Linked DNA regions of Homo sapiens: region 1 is linked to region 2. A link is an interaction called in ENCODE POLR2A ChIA-PET data of the cell type or tissue named here. Cell type or tissue: PC-9. All regions are shown on one strand. Links, peaks and the distances in the headings refer to the core of each region. The heading gives the core; the rest is flanking DNA.

The links. ChIA-PET counts read pairs that join two places held together with the same protein. Peaks named below come from ENCODE experiments on the same cell type or tissue, not always from the same donor. Only the 100,000 strongest peaks of a DNase experiment are listed, where the experiment ranks them.
Region 1: POLR2A ChIA-PET joins it to region 2 with 5 read pairs; 6 of 35 experiments call an interaction of 5 or more read pairs at or near these places.

The regions. Positions count from the first base shown.
Region 1 is chr1:44,514,261-44,517,179 of GRCh38, forward strand. The region is part of intron 2 of RNF220 (ring finger protein 220); the gene reads left to right. Among named protein-coding and RNA genes, the nearest start is that of MIR5584, 30 kb to the right of the region's middle. In PC-9, for the core only: no CTCF peak of the experiment used is centred there; a DNase peak (open chromatin) is centred at 1,301; H3K27ac peaks cover 525 bases.
Region 2 is chr1:44,389,002-44,391,920 of GRCh38, forward strand. It overlaps the pseudogene RNU6-369P. Among named protein-coding and RNA genes, the nearest start is that of RNF220, 15 kb to the right of the region's middle. In PC-9, for the core only: no CTCF peak of the experiment used is centred there; a DNase peak (open chromatin) is centred at 1,450.

The DNA.
Region 1 (2,919 bases), core at 212-2,711, 130 kb after region 2:
CCTAAAATAATGGAATTATGGAGGGACAGCTGCGATGTTGGAAGCCCGTGCCTTCCTGAGTAGAAAATGCTGATCAATCAGACTTTCGTCTAACTAGACAATACTAGAATATTCAGATAATTGATTCTTCATTGCCTGTTGGAAATGTAGCCTGAGAGGAAGACTTCAGGGGTTGCAGTGAAGCTAGAATATTAGGCATTCGTCCCTGGTTCAGAATGGTTTAGGCTTCCTCCATTGTGAGCTTCACTAGAAGCTCTACAGTCAAACCCCAACTGACTCTTTAATGCTGATGACCATGCTAGTGTTGAAACGATCTCCTCTTCCGGCCTGCAGAATGTCCTGCTGCTCCCTGTTTTACTTGGGATTTAGGTGTTCTCTATGGACTAAGCTAAGAACTAGCCAGCTATTGGGCTACTTTTTAGATTTTTTTAAAAAAGATATATCTTTTGGCTAACATGATAACAAGACCCATAAATGAAACAAAATTGAATGTTTTATTCACATGAGCTCAAGGGAAGTACCCGAGTCACAGAACCACAGATTGGGGAGTGGCTTTAGAGGTTCTGAAGTTCATGCTTTACTAGTTGTGTGCATAACCTCTACAGTAACCTCTCATGCTCCAGATGCAAAGATTGGCACGTCCAGCAGGGCAGGTAGAGTTTAAAGTCAAGAAGCAAAGGGGTAGGAGCTGGGCTGAACAAGGACCAGTCCTTGAAAATGGGTCAGTCATGGGGGAACAAACACAGAAAGGGAAGACCTAGCAAGACTGTTCCAGGGAGTGGCTATGAAGGCTGGAAATAAGTTCTGAAAGGCAAGTCCAGGAGGCTGGTGTTGAATGGAAATGTATAGCTATCAGCAGCAGGGACCAAGCCAACAGTCTATTCCCTTCCCATTTTGCCTCAATGTTTGAAGAAAATCTCAGCCCAGACAAACCAGGAGGTTTCAAGACCACTAGGGGAATCCAGAACACGGGGTGGATGTCACTGGGGACGGGAGAAGGGTAGCAGGGTATAGAATCAAATGGAAATGGGGCTCTTAGAGCTGTGGCAGTTGCTGAGATTAACTGAGGTCAACACAATTGAGTAGATGGTTCTTGAATAATGTAGGTGTAGTTTGTGTGGTGATTATTGTGTTAGGTACAGTAATAGCAGATAAAGTTGTAAATGATCCACAGGATTGGCATGCTCTAGGAATGAAGAAGTCATTGCTTGTGGTGAGAATACAGGTTCTTAAAGAAAAACTGAGGCATTTGGGGTTTCAGAACCATTTATTTGTCCCAACATTTATAGGATGCCTGCTCTATTCCAGGTATCATGCTGAGTCAAAGCTCTTCAGACCTACTATTTAATTTGAGTCACTTCCCTTTTATTTTCCCTTTGTGTGATGAACTGAGGGTGCCAGTATAGGGGAAAATGGCTAACATTCCATCCATGAAAATCACACAGTATGAGAAGGCTCTCTTGGCAATCTCAGAGTTCTCCGAGCTCTGTAGATGCTCCAAGAGTCTAGGAAACAGCAGCAGCTTACAGAAGTTTCCTCCTTTGACATTTAGCACAGAGATGGCAACCTTGTCCTTATCTGCTACCTCTGTGTAGGAATATTAAAATTGTAAATTACATACACTTTCCTAAAATACAGTCCTTTCACCCGGACCTGAAATAAATGACTTGGCTTCAGGTGCCTCTGGGTATCACTTGGCTTGCCCGTCAGTGCGGATCTGAAGATGAGACGCTAAAACCTTCAGATCTGCCTCCCTTGAATGTGATCTTAGCTGCTACACCATCTCCTTCTAAAAGGATAGCAAAGGAGATATGGGTGTTGTTTGCTTTTTCACTCATCTAAACTTTTTGCTTAAAATTATGGAATCTCAGAGCCTTGGAGATGATGCAACATATTTTTAAATAAACTGCCTCGTCTAAGTTAAGTGCTGGAAATACAAAGGTTTAAAAACAGTTCTCCTTTAAAGGAATTCATAGTCTACCAAGGAGACAGGCCAGCCAAAGAGGTAATGTCAAAACACTATGGTAAGTGCTAAGATAGATGTAAGATGCAGCACCTCCTAGAAGAAGCAAACACCTAAATCAACTAGAGACCTTAAGGAAGACTTCACAGAATTAGCAAAGCTTAAAATGAATCTTTAAGAAGTTTGCTACGCAGCCAAAGAGCAAAGGAAAGGTGTTCCCAGCAAAGGACATGGCATGATAGTTGGATGCATGAATTTTAAGTCAACTATTCCTGACCCCTTGTTCCTTAATATGTTTAGCAGCTTCTAAGAAATTTGCTGTCCTCATTTTTGTGATAGCTGTGTGCAGTGTATAAGGATAGTGAGAAAAAGAAAGGGATCGAAGAACCACCAAGAGAAAGGAAGATGGGAGGAAAGTGAAGGGAAAGAGGAAGAGAAGGGAAAGGAAACCAATATTTATGGAGTGTCTATTATATGCCATGTGGTTTTACATGATCTCATTTCATATTATTTCCATTCCATACATTAAGTCAATGTGTTTCAGAGAGATGAATGATTTCTTCACCTAACTTCACCTTTTTGTCCTCTCCTGTCCCCATTCTCATGCTAACCCTACCTCAGACCTCTCTTTGAAGCTCCACACTGCCTATTTACCACCACCACATGGATCTCTAACAGACACTCTGCCCTCACCAGTCCAGAATGCTGCTCATCATTTTTCCCACCAAAACTGTTCCCTCTCCCCTTTTCCCATGGCACCTCCCCATCCACTTGTCCAAGCCAGAAACCTGGGAATCACTCTTCAGCCTTTCCCTGTTCCTCAGCCCCTCAGTCTACCTCTAAATCCTATCTCAAATGCATTCCCTTCTCCCCAGCTTGCCTGGCACCGCCCAAAATCCAGGCATCAGCATCTGTCCTCTGTCACTGCTGGAACTGTCTTCTATTTGATTTCTCCC
Region 2 (2,919 bases), core at 154-2,653:
TTCCATGAAAAATGATAGTGACTTGAACGGAGGTTGGGAGGGATGGCAGTAGAGATGGAAAAAAAAGTGAAAAAAATTGAGAAATAATTTGAAGACAGAATTAACAGGCCTTCATGATTATTTAAATATGGAGAGATGAGAGCAGGAAATGTCAAAGATGGCTCAGCTTTCTGGCAGAGATAGATTTAATGGAATATTGATGAGTTTACTTTTGAACAGGCTGAGTTGAAGGTACCTTGGAGATATCCATTTGAAGAAGTCAGGTAAGCAGTTAGATATATCAGTCCAGAACTCCAACAGCAAGGTATATTTGAGGAGCATATGCATGTTGTTAGTAACTGAAGCCATAGGAAAAGTTAAAATTACTTCAGGAAGGGATATTGAATGAAAAGGGAAGCACTCCTAGGACAGATCCCTGAAAAACTCTCCTACTTAAAGGTTTAATAGAACACAAAGGAGGAGTCAGCAAAAATGTTTGCAAAAGGGCAGCTGGAGAGATAAGAGGAATTGGGAGAGTGTGGTGTTTCAGAAGACAGGAAAGAGAATAATTAAGGAGAGAGTTCAGGGTAATTCTAAGAGAGCAAATGAAATGATGGGCCATGAACTGTAAGCTCGACAAATGGGGAAGTGAAGACAAGAAGGGAGTAATAGAAAGAAAGGGGTCAATAAACTGATATTCAAATGAAAGGGAAGAATAGTTGCAGTTGGACTAGCTTAATAATGAGCTGGAAGCATAGGTGCTTGTGGTCAGAAAGTAGACTATCTGAATTAGTGATTTTAGAAGTAGAGAGAATTTTAGGTCATGATGACAAGATCCAGGGGGTGACTGTGAAGGCGGGTGGTTGAATAGCAATGTAGGAGGACATGGGAGATACTCTGGGTCTCTCTTGAGGATTCTGAAGTCACTTAGGATGATGGCAGTACTCATGGCACAAGAGAAGACAGTAAGCCAAGTGCCACTGTCTTCTGTGAGGTGGGGAGATTACAGTTACCAATCACGGAGAGAGTAGTAGGGGTTTTCACAAAAGGGTGGAAAAGCAGTGGACTCTGAGTAGCACTGGGAAGCATCCTCATCTCCTGACAGTACATAGGTGTAAGAATATGAGCGGATCTCTCTTGAGGGAGCTGCAGGGTAAGTGGTGTAGAGAGAGCCAGGTTTAGATAAGGCATGAGGTGGCAGGAACATTCAGAGAAAAGTGTTTGAGGGCACAGGAGAGTTGAAATTCCAAAGGGCAAATGGAAGGTTTTGGCAGGGAGAGAAGAGAGGGGTTGGATACTTCCACACTTAAGGAAGTATGTAGCATTTTAGGAATGATAGCTCATATAGGACAAATATGGGAAGAGACAAAGTATCTATATTTGGAGCTTTGACCTATGACAATAGGAATGAAACTTGATAGGTTTAGTCTCACTTAGCCCTCAGAGAAGAGTGGACACAAGGGCTTAAAAAAAAGTCAGCTGTGGTCTGGAAAGTCCTGCAAACATTTCTTCTCACGCAGAGATGTGATTAGTCATAGGAGATGCAGCAGAGGATAATAGTAGGGAACAAAAAAGCTTGAAGTTCAAGGCTCTTTGAGGAGAGGGATGAACAGTGGCTCTAACAAGATTGGATTAGACCCAGGATCCACTGGTACCCTGTTTAATCAAGGCTTGGAGGTCTGGATGTTTGTAGCTTGGGATAGGGTGGATGTGAAAGGAGGAAGTGAAGGGTGGCCCAGGAGTGCTTCGGCAGCACATACGCTAAAATTGGAATGATACAGAGATTAGCATGGCCCCCTGCACAAAGGATGACACAAACATTTGTGAAGCCTTTCATATTTAAAAAAAAAAAAAGAATGGCCTTTTCTTTTTTCTTTTTTTTTTTTTTTTAGACAGAGTCTTGCTCTGTAGCCCAGGCTGGAGTGCAGTGGCACAATCTCGACTCACTGCAACCTCCACCTCCCAGGTCAAGAAATTCTCCTGCCTCAGCCTCACGAGTAGCTGGGATTACAGGCATGCTCCACGATGCCCAGCTAATTTTTTTTGGCATTTTTTAGTAGAGATGGAGTTTCACCATGTTGGCCAGGCTGGTCTTGAACTCCTGACCTCGTGATCCTCCTGCCTCAGCCTCCCAAAGTGCTGGGATTACAGGCGTGAGCCATCGCGCCTGGCCAAAGAATGGTCTTTTCTTGACCCTAGATCTATAGGTGCAGATACAGTTTAGAACTTCGGATATCTGTTGTATTACAAGTTTTAATTTTACTCCCCAAGTATAGATATAACAGCTAAACTATTATTTTTAAATATTTTCACTTGTTCTTACAGGTTAAATATTTAAATTATTTGGGCCATTTTCCCCAAATTTTACTCTTATTTTAGCATATTCTATATTTGCTTAATTTTTAATTTAAGTAATTGTTTTTATTAAGTTAATGTCAACAATAAAAATTGGTTTCGAGTTGGTATAGTGATAGAATTCAGAAGTCTTAACAAAACTGAAAGTTGTCACACATTTCAGGAGGTAAAGTATAAAGCTTAGTTTTTAATTTGTCCTTTCCTTGCCAACACTTTATAGAATCAATAGAAAATACATTAGCAGAACTAGGCCAGTATCATACACAGTGCACTTTCCTCACCACCCTCAGCTCCTTGTAACTTCTTGCTCCACTGAATTTCTGAGAACCTTTTTGTCTCTAATACTCACTTGGTACTTTTTACGGATATATTCCATTCTTTTCTCTCTGTGGAAGCTTTTTGTTTTTTATCTATATATAATCAATTTAAGATGCATATTTTTCCACATTTTAACAGCTCTGAAATGGGGATGCATCTTATAATCTAAACTATCTTTGATTTGATAATGTACAGTACTTTGTATCACTCCCCCAAACAGCCTAGTATAATTCCTAACACACAGTAAGCACTGAAAAAATGTTTGTT